Linked DNA regions of Homo sapiens: region 1 is linked to region 2. Evidence: read pairs that join two places in POLR2A ChIA-PET (ENCODE). Cell type or tissue: Panc1. All regions are shown on one strand. Each heading gives the region's core, and the rest is flanking DNA. Links, peaks and the distances in the headings are about the cores only.

Region 1 (5,372 bases), core at 296-5,295, 120 kb after region 2:
GTGGCAATGGCAGGTGGGAGGGGTTGGGCCAGCAGCAGCCCCAGCCCATACTGCCAGAAGGCATTGGCTGAGGCCAGGTGCTTGCCCCCAGGTTCAGTGCTTGGTGTATTGTAATGAGCAGGAAGCTGGGGTGCAGTGTGCTGGCAGCTGGCTGGCTGCAAGTCCCAGCGTGGCCCAGACAACAGGTTGGCGGCCTGTTCCGAGCCTATCCATCCGGCTGGGCTGCTGGGGGAGGACTAGTCGGGCCATGGGCTTGGGTCAGCTCCCGGGGCAAGCCGTAGAGGTCAGCTTCCTCCCTCCACCCTGAGTATCCAGCTCTTCTAGTGCTCAGGAAATAACTCTTGAGCAGAGTAGGTTTTTCCTTAGGGGTTTGGTTCATTCTCTTCTGCCTTGGCAGCTCCTGGGGCTGACGCCTGCATTGATTGACCCAGGGACCTCCTAGGAGGAGCCTGGCAACCTCTGGACATTCCAGCCTTTCTGTCCACCAGCCACAATGCCTAGGGCCTGTGAGCCTTTAGATGGCCTCAAAAATGGTCATGTATCTGCTGGCTGCAAAACACAAAAAGAAAATCTCAAAATTGTAATTAATGGATATTGATAACAATTTCAACGAGTAAACTGCATTTTAGTTCAACTATTATGTAGTTGTATGCAAATGTAATAAAGTTTAAATTATATGTACCAAATGCATAATCCGTTTTTAGGGTCAAAATTATTATTATTATTATTTTTTGAGACAGAGTCTCGCTCTGTCACCCAGGCTGGAGTGCAGTGGCATGATGGCATGATCTCGGCTCACTGCAACCTCTGCCTCCCAGGTTCAAGCGATTCTCGTGCCTCAGCCCCCTGAGTAGCTGGGACTACAGGCATGCACCACCACACCTGGCTAATTTTTTGTATGTTTAGTAGAGATGGGGTTTCGCCATGTTGGCTAGGTTGGTCTTGAACTCCTGACCTCAAGTGACCCGCCCGCCTCGGCCTTCCAAAGTGCTGGGATTACAGGTGTGAGCCACCGTGCCCGGCCTATTATTATTTTCTGAGACAGGATCTTGTTCTGTCACCTAGGCTGGAGTGCAGTGGTGTGATCACGGCTCACTGTAGCCTCAAACTTCTGGGCTCAAGGGAACCTCCTGCCTCAATCTCTTGGGTAGCTGGGACTGCAGTTGTGTGCCACCACATCCGGCTAATTTTCTTTTTCTTTTCTTTTTTTTTTTTTTTTTTTGAGATGGAGTTTCACTCTTGTCATCCAGGTTGGAGTGCAGTGGTATGATCTCGGCTCACTTGTAACCTCCGCCTCCCAGGTTCAAGTGATTCTCCTGCCTCACCCTCCCAAGTAGCTGAGACTACAGGCAGGCGCCACCATGCTTGGCTAATTTTTTGTATTTTTAGTAGAGACGGGGTTTCACCATGTTGGCCAGGCTGGTCTTGAACTCCTGACCTCAGGTGATCAGCCCATCTTAGCCTCCCAAAGTGCTGGGATTATAGGCATGAGCCACCGTGCCTGGACACCTTTGATTTTTTCATGCTGTGGGATATCCCTTTTCATGGATGTAATGTCATCTTTGCAGGGATATAATGTAATTTAATTTTCCAGTGCCTTATTGATGGACGTTTGCACTTTTTTTTTTTTCCAGTTTTTCTGCTGTTACAAACCACAGAGCAACGCGTGTGCCTCCTCCCGCCCTGGGGACTCTTTCTGTGGGAGAGGTGCCTGGATTTAGAGGAGCGACCACTCTTCATTTGTAGGTACTCTCCCTAGCCTGGGAGCCCTTCAGCTCCCACTCCAGAGTGGTTGTTGGTGGTAATACGCCAGGCCTGGGGAAGCAGGAGTGGGAAGGTGTGAGAGGTGGGGGAGTGTGGTTGTCAACTGTTCTGATTTTCCACCAGGATCTTGGTCACTTTCCCAGTTGTCACTCGGCCCACAAACTAGGATGTGAGCAGCATATTAAGAATCTGCAGAGATGTTCCCGTCTGCCCGGCATATGGATGTCCTTCTGGGCTGCAAAGTGGCATCCTGTGGGCAACTCCCCCCACAACAACCAGCTGTGAGCTGTGCCCAGGCACAGAGGGACCTGGCTTTCCCTGTTTCTGCAGATGGAGCCCAGGGTTTCAGGGAGGGAGGGGGCAGGCTGGGACCTGTTGGGGATCTGGGCACTTTCTCATGCTCCTTGAGCTGCAAGTCATAGAAGGAGTGGGGTGGGAGCTGGGAATGTACCTTCCCAAGGCCACTGGCAGAACCAGCAGGCCCTTTGCTCTGGGATGAGCTCCCTCTGAGGGGTGGGGACAGTAAAGCGGACCGAAGTCCCTGTTCTGCGGGATGGAAACTGGCTCCCCTCCATTGTACAGGCCAGCTCTGGGGATTTGGGCAGCAGATTTGGGGTTGACAGCAGAATGACATGATCACCAGTTGACCTTGGCCAGGATGCCAGCTTACTTTCTCGCTTACTTCTGCAGGTTCTTTGTTCTGCGGGTGAGTCACCCAGGTCCTGCCCTCCGTGCCTGTCTGCCCTCTCCCACTTTCCCTGCCCTGAGCTTGTTCCCACTTGTAGATTTGGCAGGTCACTGCCAAGGCCCCTATTCCCCCAACATGGCCAGTGCCCTAAGGGTGGGTTGTACAGGGAGGAGCTGGCGTGGTCAGTAGACTTGAATCAGGGACAACTCGGCTGCTGAAGGCTGAGGGGGCCTTGCAGGGCTGCAGGTGCCTTGTGCACACAGGGAGTGGGTAGAGAAGGCAACCAGGGGCTCCTTCAGGCCTTAATGCTCTGCAGCCCAGTGAGGCTGTGCCCAGAGAGTCTGGCGAGGCCCTGGTCTGCTCCCCCAGCCAATGGCCTGATGCTGTTCCATCTGGGCACCCTGTCACTTTTCGTTCATCAGGGAGTACAGGGTGATTCAGGGTCTCAAATGCAGGTGTTCACAAAATGAAATAGAACTTCCCTCTATCCCCGTGCTTCTTTTTATTTTTATAACAAATATACATCGTTATATTTTATTTTTATATTTATGTATTTTATATATATGTGACATCTACTACATGACAGAAAATATTTATGGCCAGGCAAGGTGGCTTACACCTGTAATGCCAGCACTTTGGGAGGCTGAGGCAGGCGGATCACCTGAGGTCGAGAGTTGGAGACCAGTGTGACCAACATGGAGAAACCCCATCTCTACTAAAAATACAAAATCAGCTGGGGGTGGTGGCGCATGCCTGTAATCCCAGCTACTCGGGAAGCTGAGGCAGGAGAATCGCTTGAACCGGGGAGGCGGAGGTTGTGGTGAGCCGAGATTGCACCATTGCACTCCAGCCTGGCAACAAGGGATAAACCCCGTCTCAAAAAAAAAAAAAGAAAAAAAAAAAGAAAAAAATATTTATAATGTAACTAATATAGCTAAAATAAAATGTAATTTCAGTCTCAAGCCTTCATTCTGTTAAGGGGACAGAAACTTAATCTTGGTCATCTTGGGGTCTCCCTCCCTGGGGCTGTGCCTGACTTCCAGGGGGCTCGGCGTTGGCAGGATTTCTGGTGCTTGAGGTCACCTGTCAGCCTGTCTCTTGTCATTGGCTATCCGCCGTGCCATCTGCTCCTGTGTGTCCTTGGCACTGTTCGCATGTCTCCAGCTCGCTGGCTTTCTCTGCCACCTTGGAGCCACTCCTGGGTGCACAGGAGTCTTACTGCTCCCACGCTGTGCTGGGGCCTGGGAAGACTGCTGTGGCCTACCTGCCTCCGTGTAGCACACACACCCATTTCTTCTTCTTCTTCTCCTTCTCCTTCTTCAGACAGAGACTCACTCTGTCACCTAGGCTGGACTGCAGTGGTGCCAAATTGGCTCACTGCAACCTCCGCCTCCCGGGTTCAAGCGATTCTCCTGCCTCAGTCTCCCGAGTAGCTGGGATTACAGGCACACGCCACCATGCCTGGCTAATTTTTGTATTTTTAGTAGAGATGGGGTTTCACCATGTTGGCCAGGCTGGTCTCGAACTCCTGACCTCAAGTGATCCACCTGCCTCAGCCTCCCAAATTGTTGGGATTACAGGCGTGAGCTGCCATACCCAGCCTGTTCTTGGAGGGCTCTTCTCTCTGTTCTCAGACTCTTCAAACCCACTCAGGAGCTCTGCCACCTCACTAAGGCTTGGTCTCTCTGGTAGCTTACCTGGAGAATTGGACACCTGGGGAGGATCATTTTTTAATGATCCTCCTGAGTAGCTGGGACCACAGGCAAGTGCCACCATGCCCTGCTATTTAAAAAAAATTTTTCAGCCTGACCAACATAGTGAAACCCTATCTCTACTAAAAATACAAAACTTAGCCGGGTGTGGTGGCGGGTGCCTGTGATCCCAGCTACTCAGGAGGCTGAGGCAGGAGAATGGCGTGAACCCGGGAGGCGGAGCTTGCAGTGAGCTGAGATCGCGCCACTGCACTCCAGCCTGGGCGACAGAGCGAGACTCTGTCTCGAAAAAAAAATTTTTTTTTTGTGGAGATGGGGGTCCCACTATGTTGCCCAGGTTGGTTTTGAACTCCTGAACTCCAGCAATCCTCCTGCTTTGGCCTCCCAAGGTGCTGGGATTACAGTCATGAGCACTGTGCCTGGCTGATTTATCCAATAGTTTTTATATTTACCTAACCAGATTTTGATATTTTGGTTATCATCTGATATAGTAATATTTTATGTAAATTATTGAGTAACGCCAGGTGTGGTGACTCACTCCTGTAATCCCAGCAATTTGGGAAGCCGAGGCGGGTGGATCACCTGATGTCAGGAGTTCAAGACCAGCCTGACCAACATGGAGAAACCCTGTCTCTACTAAAAATACAAAATTAGCCGGACATGGTGGCGCATGTCTGTAGTCCCAGCTACTTGGGAGGCTGAGGCAGGAGAATCGCTTGAACCCAGGAGGTGGAGGTTGTGGTGAGCTGAGATCATGCCATTGCACTCCAGCCTGGGCAACAACAGGGAGACTCTGTCTCAAACACAAAAACAAAAACAAACAAACAAAAATTCTCGAGTACCCAATAAGTAAATTTTTTTGAAACCAAAATGTCTATAAAATCTATAAAAGGTAAAATTTAGGCAACTACTAAATGGTACCATTGATGTGATGTTTTACTTTTTTGAGTTGTTCTTTAGTTCTAAAACAAATACCATTGGGAAGGAATATTTCAACTGTAAAGATATTAAAATACAGTAAAATATTTCCTGTATGAACTAAAATGTTCTCTTAACAAATATTATATCATACACTCTATCATTATTTTGAATGTGTTTTTTTTTTTTTTTTGAGACGGAGTCTCGCTCTGTCCCGCAGGCTGGAGTGCAGCGGCGCGATCTCAGCTCACTGCAGGCTCTGCCTCCCGGGTGCCCACCACCACGCCTGG
Region 2 (5,372 bases), core at 88-5,087:
AGATGCATTTCAAGGCCCCCAAGATCTCCATGCCCGATGTGGACTTACACTTGAAAGGCCCCAAAGTCAAAGGGGATATGGATGTGTCTGTGCCCAAGGTAGAAGGTGAAATGAAAGTGCCAGATGTTGACATTAAAGGGCCCAAAGTGGACATTGATGCCCCAGATGTGGAGGTTCACGACCCAGATTGGCACCTGAAAATGCCCAAGATGAAAATGCCCAAGTTCAGTATGCCTGGCTTCAAAGCAGAGGGCCCTGAAGTGGATGTGAATCTGCCAAAGGCTGACATTGATGTGTCTGGACCCAGTGTGGACACTGATGCTCCTGATTTGGATATTGAGGGACCAGAAGGAAAGTTGAAAGGCTCCAAATTTAAGATGCCCAAGTTGAATATAAAAGCTCCCAAGGTCTCCATGCCAGATGTGGACTTGAATTTGAAGGGACCCAAACTGAAGGGAGAGATAGATGCTTCTGTGCCAGAACTGGAAGGTGATCTCAGAGGGCCGCAAGTTGATGTCAAAGGTCCTTTTGTGGAAGCGGAGGTGCCCGATGTTGATCTGGAGTGTCCTGATGCAAAGTTGAAAGGGCCCAAGTTTAAGATGCCTGAGATGCACTTCAAGGCCCCCAAGATCTCCATGCCTGATGTGGACTTACACCTGAAAGGCCCCAAAGTCAAAGGGGATGCGGATGTGTCGGTGCCAAAATTGGAGGGAGATTTAACAGGCCCCAGTGTGGGTGTGGAGGTGCCTGATGTTGAGCTGGAGTGTCCTGATGCAAAGTTGAAAGGCCCTAAATTTAAGATGCCAGACATGCACTTCAAGGCCCCCAAGATCTCCATGCCTGATGTGGACTTACACTTGAAAGGCCCCAAAGTCAAAGGGGATGTGGATGTGTCGGTGCCAAAATTGGAGGGAGATTTAACAGGTCCCAGTGTGGGTGTGGAGGTGCCTGATGTTGAGCTGGAGTGTCCTGATGCAAAGTTGAAAGGGCCCAAGTTTAAGATGCCTGAGATGCACTTCAAGACCCCCAAGATCTCCATGCCTGATGTGGACTTACACCTGAAAGGCCCCAAAGTCAAAGGGGATATGGATGTGTCTGTGCCCAAGGTAGAAGGTGAAATGAAAGTGCCAGATGTTGACATCAAAGGACCCAAAATGGACATTGATGCCCCAGATGTGGATGTTCATGGCCCAGACTGGCACCTGAAGATGCCCAAGATGAAAATGCCCAAGTTCAGCATGCCTGGCTTCAAAGCAGAGGGCCCAGAAGTGGATGTGAACTTGCCCAAGGCTGATGTTGTTGTCTCAGGACCCAAGGTGGATGTTGAAGTCCCAGATGTGAGCCTTGAAGGTCCAGAAGGGAAGCTGAAGGGCCCCAAGCTTAAGATGCCTGAGATGCACTTCAAGGCCCCCAAGATCTCCATGCCTGATGTGGACTTACACTTGAAAGGCCCCAAAGTCAAAGGGGATGTGGATGTGTCTTTGCCAAAATTGGAGGGAGATTTAACAGGCCCCAGTGTGGATGTGGAGGTGCCTGATGTTGAGCTGGAGTGTCCTGATGCAAAGTTGAAAGGGCCCAAGTTTAAGATGCCTGAGATGCACTTCAAGACCCCCAAGATCTCCATGCCTGATGTGAACTTAAACTTGAAAGGCCCCAAAGTCAAAGGGGATATGGATGTGTCTGTTCCCAAGGTAGAAGGTGAAATGAAAGTGCCAGATGTTGACATCAGAGGGCCCAAAGTGGACATTGATGCCCCAGATGTGGATGTTCATGGCCCAGACTGGCACCTGAAGATGCCTAAGATGAAAATGCCCAAGTTCAGCATGCCTGGCTTCAAAGGAGAGGGCCCAGAAGTGGATGTGAACTTGCCCAAGGCTGACGTTGATGTCTCAGGACCCAAGGTGGATGTTGAAGTCCCAGATGTGAGCCTTGAAGGTCCAGAAGGGAAGCTGAAGGGCCCCAAGTTTAAGATGCCTGAGATGCACTTCAAGACCCCCAAGATCTCCATGCCTGATGTTGATTTCAATTTAAAGGGACCCAAAATCAAAGGAGATGTTGATGTTTCTGCCCCAAAGCTGGAGGGAGAGTTAAAAGGTCCAGAATTGGATGTCAAAGGTCCCAAATTAGATGCTGACATGCCAGAAGTAGCTGTGGAAGGCCCAAATGGCAAGTGGAAAACTCCTAAGTTCAAGATGCCAGATATGCACTTTAAAGCTCCCAAAATCTCTATGCCAGACCTCGATCTACACTTGAAGAGCCCCAAGGCAAAAGGAGAGGTGGATGTAGATGTTCCCAAATTGGAAGGGGACCTTAAAGGGCCACATGTGGATGTCAGTGGGCCAGACATTGACATTGAGGGACCAGAGGGCAAATTGAAAGGCCCTAAGTTCAAGATGCCTGATATGCATTTCAAAGCCCCCAATATTTCTATGCCTGATGTTGATCTAAATCTCAAAGGACCCAAAATCAAGGGGGATGTGGATGTGTCTGTGCCTGAGGTAGAAGGTAAACTTGAAGTACCAGATATGAACATCAGGGGCCCCAAAGTTGATGTAAATGCCCCCGATGTCCAAGCTCCAGACTGGCACCTGAAGATGCCCAAGATGAAAATGCCCAAGTTCAGCATGCCTGGCTTCAAAGCAGAGGGCCCTGAAGTAGACGTCAACTTGCCTAAGGCTGACGTTGACATCTCAGGACCCAAGGTGGACATTGAAGGCCCTGATGTTAATATTGAAGGACCAGAGGGAAAGTTGAAAGGGCCTAAGTTAAAGATGCCAGAGATGAACATCAAAGCCCCCAAGATCTCCATGCCTGACTTTGATTTGCATCTGAAAGGTCCCAAGGTGAAGGGCGATGTGGATGTTTCTCTGCCCAAAGTGGAAGGTGACCTCAAGGGCCCCGAAGTTGACATCAAGGGGCCCAAAGTGGATATTAATGCCCCAGATGTGGGTGTTCAAGGCCCAGACTGGCACCTGAAGATGCCCAAGGTGAAAATGCCAAAGTTCAGCATGCCTGGCTTCAAAGGAGAGGGCCCAGATGGGGATGTGAAGCTGCCCAAGGCTGACATTGATGTCTCAGGACCCAAAGTGGACATTGAAGGCCCTGATGTTAACATTGAAGGACCAGAGGGAAAGTTGAAAGGGCCTAAGTTCAAGATGCCAGAGATGAATATCAAAGCCCCCAAGATCTCCATGCCTGATATTGACTTAAACCTGAAAGGACCCAAAGTGAAGGGTGATGTGGATGTTTCCCTTCCTAAAGTGGAAGGTGACCTCAAGGGCCCAGAAGTTGACATCAAGGGCCCAAAAGTGGACATTGACGCACCTGATGTTGATGTTCATGGCCCAGACTGGCACCTAAAGATGCCCAAGATAAAAATGCCCAAGATCAGCATGCCTGGCTTCAAAGGAGAAGGTCCAGATGTGGACGTGAACCTGCCCAAGGCTGACATTGATGTCTCAGGACCGAAAGTGGATGTTGAATGTCCCGATGTGAATATCGAAGGACCTGAAGGAAAGTGGAAAAGTCCAAAGTTTAAGATGCCAGAGATGCATTTTAAGACTCCAAAGATATCCATGCCAGATATTGACCTGAATCTCACAGGTCCAAAAATAAAAGGAGATGTGGATGTTACAGGCCCTAAGGTAGAGGGAGATCTGAAAGGTCCTGAAGTTGACCTCAAAGGCCCCAAAGTGGACATTGATGTCCCAGATGTTAATGTTCAGGGTCCAGACTGGCACCTGAAGATGCCCAAGATGAAAATGCCCAAGTTCAGCATGCCTGGCTTCAAAGCAGAGGGCCCTGAAGTGGATGTGAACCTGCCCAAGGCTGACGTTGATGTCTCAGGCCCCAAAGTGGACGTTGAAGGCCCTGATGTTAACATTGAAGGACCAGAGGGAAAGTTGAAAGGGCCCAAGTTCAAGATGCCAGAGATGAATATCAAAGCCCCCAAGATCCCCATGCCTGACTTTGATTTGCATCTGAAAGGTCCCAAGGTGAAGGGCGATGTGGATATTTCTCTGCCCAAAGTGGAAGGTGACCTCAAGGGCCCTGAAGTTGACATCAGGGGTCCCCAAGTGGACATTGATGTCCCGGATGTGGGCGTTCAAGGCCCAGACTGGCACCTAAAAATGCCCAAAGTGAAAATGCCCAAATTCAGCATGCCTGGCTTCAAAGGAGAGGGCCCAGATGTGGATGTGAACCTGCCCAAGGCTGACCTTGATGTCTCAGGACCCAAGGTGGACATTGATGTTCCAGATGTGAATATCGAAGGCCCAGAGGGAAAGTTGAAAGGTCCCAAATTCAAAATGCCTGAGATGAACATCAAAGCCCCCAAGATCTCCATGCCTGACATTGATCTTAACCTGAAAGGTCCCAAAGTGAAGGGTGACATGGATGTGTCTCTGCCAAAAGTGGAAGGTGACATGAAAGTTCCTGACGTGGATATTAAAGGCCCCAAAGTGGATATTAATGCCCCAGATGTGGATGTTCAAGGCCCAGACTGGCACCTGAAGATGCCTAAAATAAAAATGCCCAAGATCAGCATGCCTGGCTTCAAAGGAGAAGGTCCAGAAGTGGACGTGAACCTGCCCAAGGCTGACCTTGACGTCTCAGGACCCAAGGTGGACGTTGATGTTCCAGATGTGAATATTGAAGGTCCAGATGCGAAACTGAAGGGCCCTAAATTCAAGATGCCAGAGATGAACATCAAAGCTCCTAAAATATCAATGCCTGATTTGGACCTCAATCTTAAAGGCCCTAAAATGAAAGGAGAGGTGGATGTTTCACTTGCAAATGTAGAAGGTGATTTGAAAGGACCTGCTCTTGACATAAAAGGCCCAAAGATAGATGTAGATGCTCCAGATATTGACATTCATGGCCCAGATGCCAAATTAAAAGGTCCAAAACTGAAGATGCCTGACATGCATGTAAACATGCCCAAGATCTCCATGCCAGAAATTGACTTGAATTTGAAAGGCTCAAAGCTTAAGGGAGATGTTGATGTCTCTGGGCCCAAGTTGGAAGGTGACATTAAAGCTCCCAGTTTGGATATAAAGGGCCCAGAAGTGGACGTTTCCGGTCCTAAGCTTAATATCGAAGGCAAGTCAAAGAAATCTCGTTTTAAGCTTCCCAAATTTAATTTTTCGGGCTCTAAAGTTCAGACACCTGAAGTGGATGTCAAAGGTAAAAAGCCAGATATTGACATAACAGGTCCAAAAGTTGATATTAATGCTCCTGATGTCGAGGTCCAAGGAAAAGTGAAAGGATCCAAGTTTAAAATGCCTTTCCTGAGTATTTCATCTCCCAAAGTTTCTATGCCTGACGTGGAGCTAAATTTGAAAAGTCCCAAAGTCAAAGGAGACTTAGATATT

What was found. Peaks named below come from ENCODE experiments on the same cell type or tissue, not always from the same donor. Only the 100,000 strongest peaks of a DNase experiment are listed, where the experiment ranks them.
Region 1: POLR2A ChIA-PET joins it to region 2 with 8 read pairs; 12 of 35 experiments call an interaction of 5 or more read pairs at or near these places.

The regions. Positions count from the first base shown.
Region 1 is chr11:62,408,275-62,413,646 of GRCh38, reverse strand. LOC102723765 (a long non-coding RNA gene) reads left to right here. Exons shown (of 4, transcript XR_007062699.1): 3 at 1,635-2,470; 4 at 3,039-3,551. Among named protein-coding and RNA genes, the nearest start is that of SCGB1A1, 8.1 kb to the left of the region's middle. In Panc1, for the core only: no CTCF peak of the experiment used is centred there; no DNase peak of the experiment used is centred there; H3K27ac peaks cover 537 bases.
Region 2 is chr11:62,524,112-62,529,483 of GRCh38, reverse strand. It overlaps AHNAK (AHNAK nucleoprotein), which reads left to right. Exons shown (of 5, transcript NM_001620.3): 5 at 1-5,372. Among named protein-coding and RNA genes, the nearest start is that of AHNAK, 20 kb to the left of the region's middle. In Panc1, for the core only: no CTCF peak of the experiment used is centred there; no DNase peak of the experiment used is centred there.